Linked DNA regions of Homo sapiens: region 1 is linked to region 2. A link is a contact called in ENCODE Hi-C or POLR2A ChIA-PET data. All regions are on one chromosome and are shown on one strand. Each heading gives the region's core, a stretch centred on a gene start or an enhancer-like site at or near the end of the contact. The rest is flanking DNA. Distances are from core to core; before and after follow the strand shown. Region 1 has its middle 39 kb from the start of LINC01848. Region 2 overlaps MAN2A1 (mannosidase alpha class 2A member 1).

Region 1 (6,666 bases), core at 1,467-3,966, 72 kb after region 2:
GATATGGTTAGGCTTGTGTCCCCACCTAAATCTCATCTTAAATAGTAATCTCCATAATCCCTTGGTCCCCATGTGTCAAGAGAGAGACCAGGTGGAGGTAACTAAATCATGGGAGTGGTTTCCCTCATGCTGTTCTTAGGATGGTAAGTAAGTTCTCCCAAGATCTGATGGTTCTCCTGAGATGGGAGGTTTTCCCCCTTAGCTCAGCACTTCTCCTTCCTGTCACCTTGTGAAGAAGGTGCCTTGCTTCCCCTTCACCTTCCGCCATGATTGTAAGTTTCCTGAAGCCTCCCCAGCCATGCTGAACTGTGAGTCAATTAAACCTCTTTCCGTTATAAATTACCCAGTCTTGGGCAATTCTTTATGGGGGTATGAAAATGGACTAATACACCCTGGGAATTTGTTTCTCCTCCTTAGGACAAAACAAAAGATACAATATTTCCCTCATCCCGTGCTCCAGTCTAGAAACATTTGAGCCCAAATATCTATTGTCTGTGATGGATCCGGTGCAATGAAATTAGCCAATGACCAAGTCTCTAGATCCTTTTAAATTGACTTGTTAAATAAACTTTTATTGTAGGTTCAGAGGTACAGGTGCAAGTTTGTCATACAGGTAAATTGCATGTCACGGGGGTTTGGGGTACAAATTATTTCATCATCTAGCTAATAAGCATAGTATCCAATTGGTAGTTTTTTGATCCACTCCATTCTCACACCTTCCACCCTTATGTAGGCCCCAGTGTCTGTTGTCCTCTTCTTTGCATTCATATGTACTCAGTGTTTAGCTCTCACTTATAAGTGAGAACATGTGGCATTTGGTTTTCTGTTCCTGCATTAATTTGCTGAGGATAATGGCCTCCAGCTCCATTCTTGTTGCTACAAAGGACATAATCTGATTCTTTTTATGGCTGTGTAGTATTCTATGGTGCATATGTACCACATTTACTTTACCCATTCTACCATTGATGGGCATTTAGGTTGATTTCATGTTTTTGCTACAGTAAATAGTGCTGTGATAAACATATATGTGCACGCGTCTTTATAGTAGAATGATTTATATTCCTTTGGATATATATCCAATAATGGGATTGCTGAGCCAAATGGTAATTCTGTTTTAAGTTCTTTGAGAAATCATCACACTGCTTTCCACAATGGCTGAACTAATTACTTTGTCACCAGCAACGTATAGACATTCCCTTTTCTCTGCAATCTTGCCACTATCTGTTCTTTTTTGACCTTTTAATAATAGCCATTCTGACTGGTGTGAGATGGTATCTGATTGTGGTTTTGATTTGCATTTCTCTAATGATTGGTGGTGTTGAACATTTTTTCATATGCTAGTTGGCCACCTCTATGTCTTCTTTTGTAAAGTGAATTGAGCTATTTATTTATTTTTAAATATCCTCTTATTTGGACTCTGCTAGGTCCTGGCTTTGAATGGATTTTCTCTCTTTCTCTTCCTCCTCTACCACTGAGAGTGAGCAGGGTCCTCAAAAGCTGCCGGGCTCCTGGGGCATGTGGAAGGTTGTGCCTGCATGGATATGGAGAGTAGTGTTGGGGATGGGGATTGCTACCTTTCCGTCATTTAGGGCTTTTACCTGCAAAGGCCCATAGAGCTAGCTTTATTCAGAGTTTCATTGCAAAGCCTCATTTCTACTTTCCCCAACTCTTCTCTCAACCAGTCCTTGCCTCCAAGGACACCCATAGAGTCCTTGTGGTCATTTCTCGTGGTTATCAGCCTCCCATGGCTCATCCCTGCAGCTGCAGGAGGTTCGTGGTCCTGCCATTACCTCTTGCAGTTGGTTGGGGCTAGATCAGCCTTTTGGCTGCCAAGGGAGGAATCAGGAGCTGTTCCACATTTTGGGCTGAAGGAAAGACGTTGTAATTATGGATTGAAAGCCCCCACTGTTGGCATCACTGACTGCCCCCTAAGCAGAGGATTACTTAGAAATAGACAGCAGGGACACCCAGATGGACGTGGCTCACCCGACTTTTACTGGCTGACCGCGATCACCTTTTTCTGACCTTTAGAAAATGACAGAGTGCTGTGTTCTCCTGACTAAGAGTGTGACTACTGGGGAAGGGTGGCAGAATAATCATGCCCTGGGATGTTGCCATTTTATTATTTTTTTCTTTTTAATCTTAGCACACAATCCAGGAGTGTGCTAAAATGATTTGGACCCTATCCTTGAGGAGTTTAGGATATTGAAGGATGCAATATTAACACAGACATAATAATCGAGAACAACATAAAGGAGTCTATAATGGCTGCATAATTGTGTGCAATTGCCTGATGGGATAGTAGGAGGAGCCTTGAGGGCTGTGGGAGCCAAGAAAGCCTTCAAGAAAAAGTAACTTAAGCTGAGTCTTAGAGAATGTGCTGGATTTGAGTAGGGAGATGGAAGGGCATTCTAGGAGCCAAGACCAAAGGGGAAGGGACAGGAACTGTTTATTAGATGCTAAAGAAAGCAGTACAAACCTGAGGCATGGAAGGACAAGCTGGGAAGGTCTTTAACTGTTAACCCAGGTCCTGAAGCTCAGGGGTGAATCTGATCAGGTGTGAATCTCTTCTATGCCGAAGGTCCAGAGAGTGATTCCTCAAGGTCACAGAGCAGCCATGGTGCCAGATGCTGTGGTGTGTCTGTGCAGTCATAGGCTCAAAGCACTTCTCACTCAACCACATTGCATTTGCTCACAACTCATAACCCCTTTGAAGCTTGCCAAAACACAGGTGCACTTTTGTTTTGAAGACAAACTCTGAGAGCTGCTGATGGGACTTTTTGAGGCCACCATTGCTTCTGCAGCTGCTCATATGCTTCAAAGAACTGAGGCCTTAGCTGCAGGGGCAGGGGAGCCGTTGACTTCTGAGGTTTAGGTGGCAGGTGCCTTTTCTGCAGTCACTCCCTCCCTCTTTGGAAGCAGAGGGTGCTAGCCTCCTACAGAGAGGACTGTGAGCTCCCCCCTTGTCACGGATGGCCCTGCAGTGCCAAGTGCTGACAGGAGGTCGTGGCTGCTTTCAGCGGAGCATTAGCCCTAATAGGTTTGGCAGGATTTTAAAATAATCAAAACAAAGCAGGTTAGAAGGTTTGATGGGGGAGGTATGTGGTGACTGCTTGAGCTCAGATCACATGGTATGTCCAGCAGCCTGGCCCAGAACAGCTCCAAGGCCTGATGCCAAGGGTCTGGGCTGAACAGAAATCTGAAGTGGCTTTATCAGAGAAATTAGTGTGTGATTAGAGCTGAGAAGAGTCACGAGTCTTAACTTCTGTTTAGCACTCCAAGAATAAGGTGTCCCGTGTGGTGCCAAATTACTCCCTCTGGGCAGTCTAAAGCATGAGTGGGATGCTTATCCAGGGAGCACGGTGGAGGAAAGGTGTGGGGGCTGGGGGGAGGCTGTGGGGTGAAGAATGATGCAGTGCCATGGAGTAAGCTGTAGACAGACCTGCTTTGGCTTTGTTTGGGGGTGGGGCAGGGTGTGAAATACTTTCTGTACTGATTTCTATCCTGCGATCAGATACCTAGGACGTGTGTTAGAGCCAAGAAGAGACAGAACTTGACCACGTTGGGTATTGCTTGATTTTTTTTGTTTTTTAATGAGGTCTTGCTCTGCCTCTCAGGCTGGAGTACAGTGGTGCAATCAGCTCACTGCAGCCTCTGCCTCCTGGATTCAAGCAATCCTTCTGACTCAGCATCATGGGTAGCAGGGACTACAGGTGTGTGCCACCACACTCAACTTTTTTTTTTTTTTTTTGGTAGAGATGGAGTCTCCCTATGTTGCCCAGCCTGGTCCTGAACTTCTGACTCAAGTGATCCTCCTGCCTTGGCCTCCCAAAGTGCTGGGATTACAGGTGGGAGCAACCATATCTGGCTGGTATTGCATTTTTAATACAATTGGAATAGTATATTAAATATTTTTGAAGGAAAGAATAGACCTTCACTATGGTGGAAATGAAAGGAGTTACCCACCTCATTTTCCTTATGGTAGAACATTGTATTCCAGCCACCACAGGCACTCCAGCCTGTGGCTTTCGGTTGTGAATGACAGCCCACTGAAGTGACTTGTCCTTGCTATCTTTGTCCACAGCAATCCTTGGTTTTGCTCTCACTTTTGCCAGGGCCTCTCTTCTGCATCCTTGATGCCTTTGTCTTCCAACTCTGAATGTTTTTGGCAAGGACAGAGATGTTAAAAAGCTAGCAGGAGGGGCTGGTTCTGACAAAGGACAGGCAGACAGTGCACAGGTGGTGCACCCTAGCCTAACAAAGGCTCCTTTGCTCAGTGGTGGGGAAGAACTGCTGCGTGGCTTTGCTGGAAATCTGTCCCTGAAGCCTAGATGGGCCTAGCCCTCACCTGGCTAGGGATTGTCCCCAAAGCTCTTTTACTGCTAATTCAAGCAGAATGGAGGACTGACACTAAGAAAATAGGCTATCTATCTCATGAAACACCAGGGGAAGACATGTCTAGGTTTGGGACCAGCATCTTAAAGTGTTCAGAAAGTAACACAATTCCTCTCTCTCCCTCTGTCTCTGTCTCTCTGTCTTTATGTGTGTGTCTGTCTCTGACTTTTGAGGCTCTTGCTCTCCACTCGTCACTGTGTATCTGCTTTATTTTTCTCTTATTACACCAACTTTTGCTATTTCTTCAAGCACATGGCAGAAGACGGCTGCCTCTTATCTGGCAATTTTACAAAGCCCTCAACTCAGGCAAACAGTAGAGCTGTTCCTATCAGTGCCAACTCCAAATTCACAGAAAAAAATCTGATTAGTTTAGATTAAGTCAGAGAAGGTTAAAAGGGTTCTGAGGGAGGGATGTGATTGCCTGATTTCTGATCACAGTATATGCCTTAATGGTATACAGGCTGTCCAGAACAATTCCAAGACTATGGTCCTGGGGTGGCATGGTATGGATAGAAAGCTCACAAAATGTTCACATAGACAATTAATATGGCTGCCTGGACCCACATGTACTAGAGCTCAGAGAGGCATATGTGTGCAGGTACATGCTCACACATGTGTATGTGTGAAGCATGCATGTGTGGTCTTATGGTTGGGTAGAGACCCCTTAAAGTGCCTATCACATCAGATAGAAGGATAGATTTCTAGATAGAAGAAATTTGGGCCCATCTGTTATCTAGAAATTTCTTTTGTTGAAGGCTTCTTCCTGCTGTGTACTTCGGCAAAGTTCCTCATTAACATGGCCCTCCTGAATTGGGAGATTTGGTCCCAGATTCTCTAATCATCCTCTGTCTTCCCAGGGTGGAGAAGCTGATATATGCTGGGGAGTCTTTTGCGAATTTACATTTCCTTTAATATGCATTGGGCACAGATGGTTACCAGGTTGTCTCCGATTCATAAGTCTTCTTTCATCAAGGGCCGATCAAAATTTAGTGCAAGCAGGTTTAAAGGGACAAGCTTTTAGGCTTGGAAATGTGCATATAAATAAAAATGTTGCTGTAGCGGCTCCATTGTTAATGAAAGAAAAATGATCCATGTCCTCTTCCTGGATAACGGAGTCTCTGAATATATTTATTTCAAGATTTAGGTGCTGAGGGAACCGGCCACAAATCATAGAGCAACCATTAATGAGCCTCTGTCCCTACCTGTTTAGCTTATTAACTGCCTGTTACCTACAGTTCTATATCCCACTTGGGGACAGAAAATGGATGCATCAGCAATGCAAAGGCTGAAAAACACAGAAGTTAATCAAAAGCACATGGGAGCCTGGAAATGTAATCAGAAGATATGGGCTGGTTGTTTATTGGGGTACTGGGAGGTGGCTGGGAGGGAGGATCTGGTGCTGTCTGATATGAGATTTGGCTAATTAAATCCCCCTGTCCTTTAGTCAGTGTCCTCTCCACTCTGTGCAAGCTGTGGACATGAAAGGAATAGTCCCTGCCCTCAAGGAACCTACATGCTAATTGTGAGGCATGCTCTACATGCTGGAATCACAGAAAGCAAACTCAGGATAGCGCTGTAGAGGCTACATGAACCATTGTTAAAGTACTAAAAAATGGTAGATTGTTACACAGTAGAAAGAGCTTAGCTGAGAGAGAGGAGGTCTTGGATTTTGCTTTGGTTCTATGATATGACAGTGGCTGTGTCATTCACCTTTTCCCATCTTGATTTTCTGATAAAATAAGAGTTTGACCTGGATCATTGACTAAGGGTATTCATGAGAAGCACTTTAGGTATTCATGAAATTGGAGTAAAGACCGGAAGTTACTGAGATTTCAGGAACCTTCTTTTGGCTACTTAGCAAAGTAGAAGTTTTAATTCATAGAGAAGAAAGATGGAGCCACCCTTGGCAGGGACCCTTGTGTACATCAGGGTGTGTGTATGTGGAGGGAATGGCCTGCCTTGTGGGCATGAGAGCCAATAAAAGAGGGGAGTGGGTATCAATCACAAGCACAGAGATGGGCAGAACCAACTAGGCAGGTAGGCAAACCAGAGTTCAACACCAAAACCAACAGCTATGTTCTTTAACCCGAATATTCAGAAATCTTCTCAGTTACTTCCTAACTTGAAGGCAAAATTCTACTAAAAGCAGCAACAGTCTTTTAAAAGTAATTTGAAGACACAGATAAAAAACAGAAAACTAAAAAGCCTTGGCTCCATGATTAATTAAAAGGATCAGCTCAAATTTACAAAATTGCTTTAATAAAAGAAAAC
Region 2 (6,942 bases), core at 721-3,220:
CTCATGCAAGATGATAATCGTGGCCTTGAGCAAGGTATCCAGGATAACAAGATTACAGCTAATCTATTTCGAATACTACTAGAAAAAAGAAGTGCTGTTAATACGGTATGAAAAAATAACTAGCATGATCTGATATTGATTGTTCTTTGTCACCCAAAACTTGAAATTATGACTTTCCACTTTTAAAATTTTAAAAATCATTTCCAATATTGAGATTTCTTTATAGTAGATGTGGCCCACATTCACAGAAAGAGAACTTCAGTTATAAATATCGTGTAAGATTTGCACTTAGGTCTTTTTATTTTTTATGTTTGCTTATTATGTAGATAAAAAATAATGACAGGAAATCACTTTGGGTAAATATTCCTGAAATTATTTTGAAAGACATAAGAATTGAAAAATTGAGCTAAATAAAAGTTAAAGAATAGAACTTAGTCATATACTTAGGAGATTAAATTTGGTAAACTTTATTTGAAATCTTAGTAAAATTTATTTGAAATCTTAGTGTACTTATTCTAGTCTTAGACTCTTCAGTTGAAAATGTATTTATATGTAGGTTTTCTATGAGGTTTACTCCTCAAAGCAAAAATCTAGTACTCTGTGTTGAATGGTCTGGCAAAAGCCCAGCTGGACCTGAATGACCTGACGATATGCTTGTTCAGGCAAAGTTATCTTCAGAGTTCTCCGTAAGTTATTGATCCACCCACCTTGGATAGCCCTGAGCATGGGCTTTTTCTTTTTGCTCTATTCTCCTTTCTGCACCTGACCATTGCAAGTCCTTTCTGCTCTTTTCAGCCAGTGATCGTACCTTTCACTTTATAGAGAGAACAGCCATTAGACAGGGCTCTCTGTTCCAGTTATCTAACATCTACTCCCACCCTTCCCATCTCTCCTCCTGTTACATTTAAAAGACACTTTACAGTCCATCATCCTAGGCAGGTCCCACCACTTGTCCTTGGAACTTACTCTCTTCACCCACCTCAGCATCCTTTTACTGTTCATTCTCTCCCTCTCTCTTTCTCCCTTGCTCCTCATATCCAACACTTCCTGGGAGATTCTTTCTGTTAGCTTTTGAACACTCTGTTTTCTTCTATTAAAAGTAGAAATGGAATACAGCCTTCCTTCAGACTCTTATTTCCATTTCCTGTAAGCTGCTATCCTCTTCTCTCCTACCCAATTGAGTCAGAGTTTATGAGATGAGTTTATTTCATCACTTCCTTCTCACAATCCATTTGTTTCAGTCTGGCTTTAGCCTCCATCATATTCTGAAAGAGCTCTTTCCGATGTCAGTAGATCCAGTGCATATTGACTTTCGTCATCTTACTTCACCTTTCAGCAGTATTTGGCACTGGCCATTGTCACTCTCTAAAATACTGCCTTGCCAGGGCTTCTATGGAGCTATGCAGTTTGGTTTTCCTCCTACCTGTCTGGCAGTTCTTTATCTCTCTAATAGTTCTCTACTCAGCCATTAAATCTTAGAGCTCTCAAAGCATGTCCCCTGGCCTTCTCCTTTTCTTATTTTTTATGCTATCCCTTGGCAATCTCTTCTACTCCTCTGGTTTTGTTTGCATCTTCCACACAGGTAGAAGCCACTAATACATATCTCCAACTTAGGCTTGTGTCTGACCTCCTGATTTATCTATCTAATTGCTTCCTGATATTCTCTGTTTAGAAGGACACCTCAAGTTTGACATATCCAAAACACTCATAATCTCTCTTCTCTCCCAAACCTGGCCCATTTTCAGTGTTCCCCCCAGTCAACAGCCACCGCCATCCATACAACTCCAAGACAGACATGAGTTCTGCCTGATAGACACTTCTCCCCATCAGCCTTTTCTCACAGAGTAATTGCCATCACCTATCTATCTCATTGCCTGAATATTTCAAATTTATAATCTTCTTTACTTCCACCACCCTAATCTAAAGTGACTTCCTGTATTTCCTGGGTCTAGCCTATACACATCCACCCTGTTCTCTTTCTGCCGTATGTCTGTTCTTAACCCAGAAGGCAGAATGGTTTTTTTTTTTGTTTTTTTTCAAAGCCACATCTAACTTTATTGCTTCCTGTTGAACCCTCTGATATCTTCTCATTGCTATCAGTATAAAAGTCAAAATTTCTTACCACGGCCTCCAGAGCCCCTCATGATATGGGCCCTGCATGTCCCCTAGGCATTGGCATTGGCATGCCTTTTACTGTGTCTGCTTTAGGCCCACTGGTTTCCTTTAAGTCCCAAGTACTTTCCATCCCCTCCTCCCCACCGCACTTTTGCACATGGCCTGTTATCCTCTGCCTTAGAGACTCTTGGTGATAGTTCCGGTTAGTGCTTACTTCATCAGCTGCTTCTGGACCAGGTTAAAAGCCCTTCCCCTATGCTGCCTCCAAACTGTGCATCTCACCTTCCTGCAAGTGTGCGATTATTTGATCCTGTCTTCTCCCCTCCTTTGGACCATAAACTCCATGAGAGTGGGGAATGTGCCTTTCTTTGCTTCTAGGATTGTTCCTGGCAGAGGACATGCCTAATATATGTCATATGAATGAATATCGAAATGCATAGATGAATGAGCTGTTAGAGTACATTTTGCCACTGTATTTATTGCAATTTCTGCCTATTACCTTGTCTTCATATGCATGTTGCATTCCTCCTACTAGATTCCAGGGACTTGTTGCCTTCATTTTCATTTGTCCTTATATTTGGTAGACATTCTTTAAACAAAATACTAGTTGATTGAATGAAATAGCAACAGCTAATTAAAGCAAAAATTCTTCCAGTATTTAGAATATTTTAGAAAAAAGAATTAGTATCCACTTTAGATGTCAAGAGCCATACCATTCTTGAGACTCATATTTTAAATCAATCACTGACAAGATAGCTTAGTTTTAAGGACTAAATCTGCATAGGAAAATCATTGTCTGAGTGCTGACAGCTACTGTCTTTTGCTCCTCCTGAAAAAGTTTCTCGCTTATATGACTTTATATTGACACTAATCTATAAAACTTCTGTTAACTGCAATAATAAAAATTTTCACATCAAATCTATAAAGCTTTGACTTAGAAGTGAAATAATTTGTTTATTCCCATTCAGAACTCCTTGGATAGTAATTGATTTAAATTTAATTTAATGTTTTTATGTTGATTAAATTTTTCTTTTACTCAAGTATAGATTCTGGGTCTTCAATTAATGGTTTCTTTTAAATAAGAAATGAACTAGAGAAGAGAAAATACATTTTAATGTCTAGTGAAAATAATTAAAAAGACACTTAATTGATGAAAGTTAATACCATGTAACTTGAATTTTCTAGAAAGAGTTCTTAATTTCAACTCAGACTCAAATATCTAAAATAATGATGGAGGGAAGTGAAGTAGGGGGATACTCCCTGAATAGGAAGAGATTTTAATGGGAAGCCCTGAGCATGACAGAGCCTCATGGAAATAATCCCGAGCTGACTAAGTGGAAGTAAGTCCTGTCCTCAGAGAATTCTGCAGAGAGTCAGTAAAAACAAGGACTTGGATGATATCCACTGTGTAATATGTGCAGGTGTCCAGTGAGGACTGTGGCTGCACGAGGTTGACCATCATTTATGCTAATCATCCTCAAAGCCAATAGAAATGGAAAATAGGATTCATCTCTTTGGCATTGCCAGGGTTTGAATGTGTCCCCCAAAAGTTCATGTGTTGAAAACTTGGCTACCATTGTGGTAATGTTGGGAGTGGGACCTTTGGGAGGCTTTTGGGTCATGGGGGATCTGCCTCATGAATGAATTAATGCCATTATCATCGGAATGGGTTAGTTATTGCAGGAGTGGCTTTGTTATAAAAATGAGCTCTCTTGCACTCTCTTGCCTTTTCACCATGTGATAATGCAGCAAGAAGGCCCTCACCAGATGCCAGTGCCATGCTCTTGGAATTCCCAGCCTCCAGAACTGTGAGCTGAATAAACTTCTTTTATAGATAAATTATCCAGTCTGTGGTATTCTGTTATGGCAGCAGAAAATGGACTAAAAACAGGCATTGACGGCTTTAGGATTTGTTTCTTTGACGGTTTATCCTTACCCCTTTCCTGCTACTGGTTGGTTAATGAGGCACTGAGCTAGGAACCCTGTAAGTGTTCAAGTGTTAAAATTGTGTTGTTGTACCTTTAAATATAAGGAGAAGAAATTGGGAGAGATCAGATTAAAATATTAAATACTTATATGGTTTAGAAAAGTGACAGCATAAGGGAGATCAACCAGGTTTAAGGGTAAATACTTAGGTGACCAGAAGATCTACAGTAAACTTGAGGACATATCCCACCAAGACCCACAACTCAGCTCCAGCTGATTGTTTCCACAATAGGACTGAATGCCTGCCCAGGGTGACACAGATTTCCAGTTTCTTGGGTAAAAAACAAAAAATGTGTTTTGGGTTTTTTGAGGTTGCTTTTTTATTATGAATTTTTTATTAAAGAGTTGGCTTAAAAACAAAAAAAAAAAAACATTTTAATACCATACAGACCTACCAAAATGTGTGATCTACAAATCTGCCCCACAGTCTTCAGCTACAGATACTTACCTCCAAATGTTATGATTCAATGTATTATTCTTCATTTTCTCTCCTCCTTCCTCTTTGTCTTTTTTACTCCACCCTTCCTCTCTAGTGTTCTTCTTTCATTTATTTATATTGCATTTGCTTATTAAATTAATAGATTTACTTCAACAGACATTTATTAAGTTCCCACCATGTTTCAAGTCAAACTGAATAAACAAGGGTAACTTAAAAAATGGTCTCTTACTATCTCACCATGATTTAACAGGATCGTTTAACTCAAAGTGAGCTTAATAAAGGGCACCAAGAAGTCTGGCAAGAAGTTCTGACTCATGGACTAAGGGCTGGAACCCAGTGAGGAAGAGCTGTACTTTGTGTGGTTTGGATCAGAAGGTGCTAGAAACTTTCTTTAATGTCAGACAGGCTGCAGAGAGAAAGCTACACTTATACAGTCTGAAACCTTCCAACCAACAAGAAATTAAATAAGGTTTATAGTACTAGATTAGTTAAGTACAAGGCTGGGGTATTCATTTATAACTTAAACACATAAAATTTCCTGTAGAAAACATGTTTTTAAAACTTTGGGTTTATCATATGATTTACAGTGGAAAGGTTACCTTTGTAGAGATTAATTTAAATATTGATGGTTCAACAGTTAATATCTTGTTGAGCCTCTTGTTGCTGTAAATATGATAAGAAAGTACATGAATGGCAGAACTCTGGGTGAGACTTTGCCACTCCAACCTGGCCAGCCTCCAGCAGTGTTATTTTTTCATGGTGCTCTTAGGGTAGTGAACCACAACTCTTCTATAAACTTCCTTATCTTTCTAAGGACAGTAAACTACACAGTTTTTAAATTCTTGAAGTCCTTAATATCCATGACATTGTTTCCTTTTAGAAGACTCCCATCAAAATGTCTTTGAAACTGAATCTTGTTTTTCTAATGCAAAGGTAGTTAAAAGGTAAAGTTTATCTTTTGATTCTAAAGGGAGCTCTGTTTTCTCTATAAGATTGGATGTCTGGGGTGGCACTTCCCGGCACAGGGTCATGGAGCAGTGTGCGGCTAACTCCATGAAATTCACCTGGGGAGGCTTTTCAGCTTTGCATTTTCAGGACCCCACCTCTCAAGATTGTGTAGATTTGGGATAGGACCCAAGAATCTATGTTGATTAGAGGTGCCCCAACTCATTCTGTTGTGTGGTTAATTTGGGGAAACACCAACGGTTAGGAAGAACTAATTTGGTTTGGAGGATTGGTATATATGCACGTTATTGCTTCTGGAGTATAGAAGATTAATCAGGAAGTGTTCTGGCTACTCACTGGAGTGGTGAGGAATTACTCCAAGAGTGTGGAACAAAGCCAGAGCTTTCTCTGAATGTTTCTTGACCTAGAGTGGACTTAATACTTCCCAGATTTGATGAGGGAGGTGTTTTCTTTTCTGTTTGAATCTTTTATGTTTTATTACTCGTGAGTGACTTTGTCAGCAATCCTAACTTAGATTATGAAGTCCTTTGATCTTGGAGTACATTTAAAATATCTTGTTGAAATTGTTCCCTCTCTATTCATGTTATTCTACGAGCTGCATTAAATTTCAGTGTTGTTGGAGAATATTATTTTATATGCTTTATTTAATCTTTCTTTTAATACAATTCATTCAGACCCGATTTTTTATCAGTATCTTAATATTGCAGTGTCCCTCTGCTGTCTTAAAATTTTTTTTTTCTCTCTCCATAGTCTGAAATGTAATGACATCTAATGTTAGCTTCTGGCACGATGCTAGTCACTTTTTGCTAGCACCCTTCTGTGCAATGCTAATCTGACATTCTGAATTTTAAGCTGTATATCTCTATAAATCCTGTCTTTTCACACAGATCAGTAGCCAAGCCTTTTATCTGAGCCTTATATTACAAAAAGGATGCAAAATCAGAAGATGTCAATGGAGTAATCATTTTAAGAAATAAGATACAAAATTAAATTTGGTTCAAATGTAACTGGTGATCAAAGGACCTTTCTGCATAAATTATTTTCTAAGTTATTTGTGTCTGTTTTTACTCCTTAGGTTAAGATTCTACTCAGTCATTGATTTAATTTTGCATGTCATCTAGCATATTTAATCTACCAACATTAGTAGATTATTTAATGTTTGAACATACAGAAGTGTTGCTTTTAACCATATACCATAGCAAAAACTAAAGCATTTTAAATTATATGGAATAATCATATACTATGTAAGTGTGTGATAACTATTCAGTAACATATTTAACACTTCTACTTTTGGAATAAAAATAGTGAAACAATTGGCAATGATTTACCAAGTTGAAAGAAAACAATCAGATGATCTAGGCATGCCGCCTATGTTATTTATATTTAAAAATTGGATTTATTTTGAGAGTTTTGTTTTCTTTAAATTCTGTCATTGG

What was found. A loop is a pair of places that touch in the nucleus more often than their neighbours do. ChIA-PET counts read pairs that join two places held with the same protein, here RNA polymerase II (POLR2A). Pooled maps may share reads with other maps.
Region 1: a map of CD4-positive, alpha-beta T cell shows a loop between it and region 2 (3-fold over the local background). The contact joins two enhancer-like sites. A Hi-C loop is called at or near these places in 6 of 168 maps with a recorded cell type or tissue (CD4-positive, alpha-beta T cell, CD4-positive, alpha-beta memory T cell, CD8-positive, alpha-beta T cell and 1 more) and 8 of 50 pooled maps. POLR2A ChIA-PET finds 5 or more read pairs at or near these places in 11 of 52 experiments (CD4-positive, alpha-beta T cell, CD4-positive, alpha-beta memory T cell, CD8-positive, alpha-beta memory T cell and 8 more).

What each region holds. Positions count from the first base shown.
Region 1 is chr5:109,919,160-109,925,825 of GRCh38, forward strand. No RefSeq gene overlaps it. Among named protein-coding and RNA genes, the nearest start is that of LINC01848, 39 kb to the left of the region's middle. Within about 2 kb of position 2,717, at least 4 of the 41 ENCODE cell types and tissues checked have a DNase peak (open chromatin) inside an H3K27ac peak, as active enhancers do; they include CD8-positive, alpha-beta T cell, where a contact is called at or near this core.
Region 2 is chr5:109,847,686-109,854,627 of GRCh38, forward strand. It overlaps MAN2A1 (mannosidase alpha class 2A member 1), which reads left to right. Exons shown (of 22, transcript NM_002372.4): 19 at 1-105. Among named protein-coding and RNA genes, the nearest start is that of LINC01848, 32 kb to the right of the region's middle. Within about 2 kb of position 1,971, at least 2 of the 41 ENCODE cell types and tissues checked have a DNase peak (open chromatin) inside an H3K27ac peak, as active enhancers do; they include CD8-positive, alpha-beta T cell, where a contact is called at or near this core.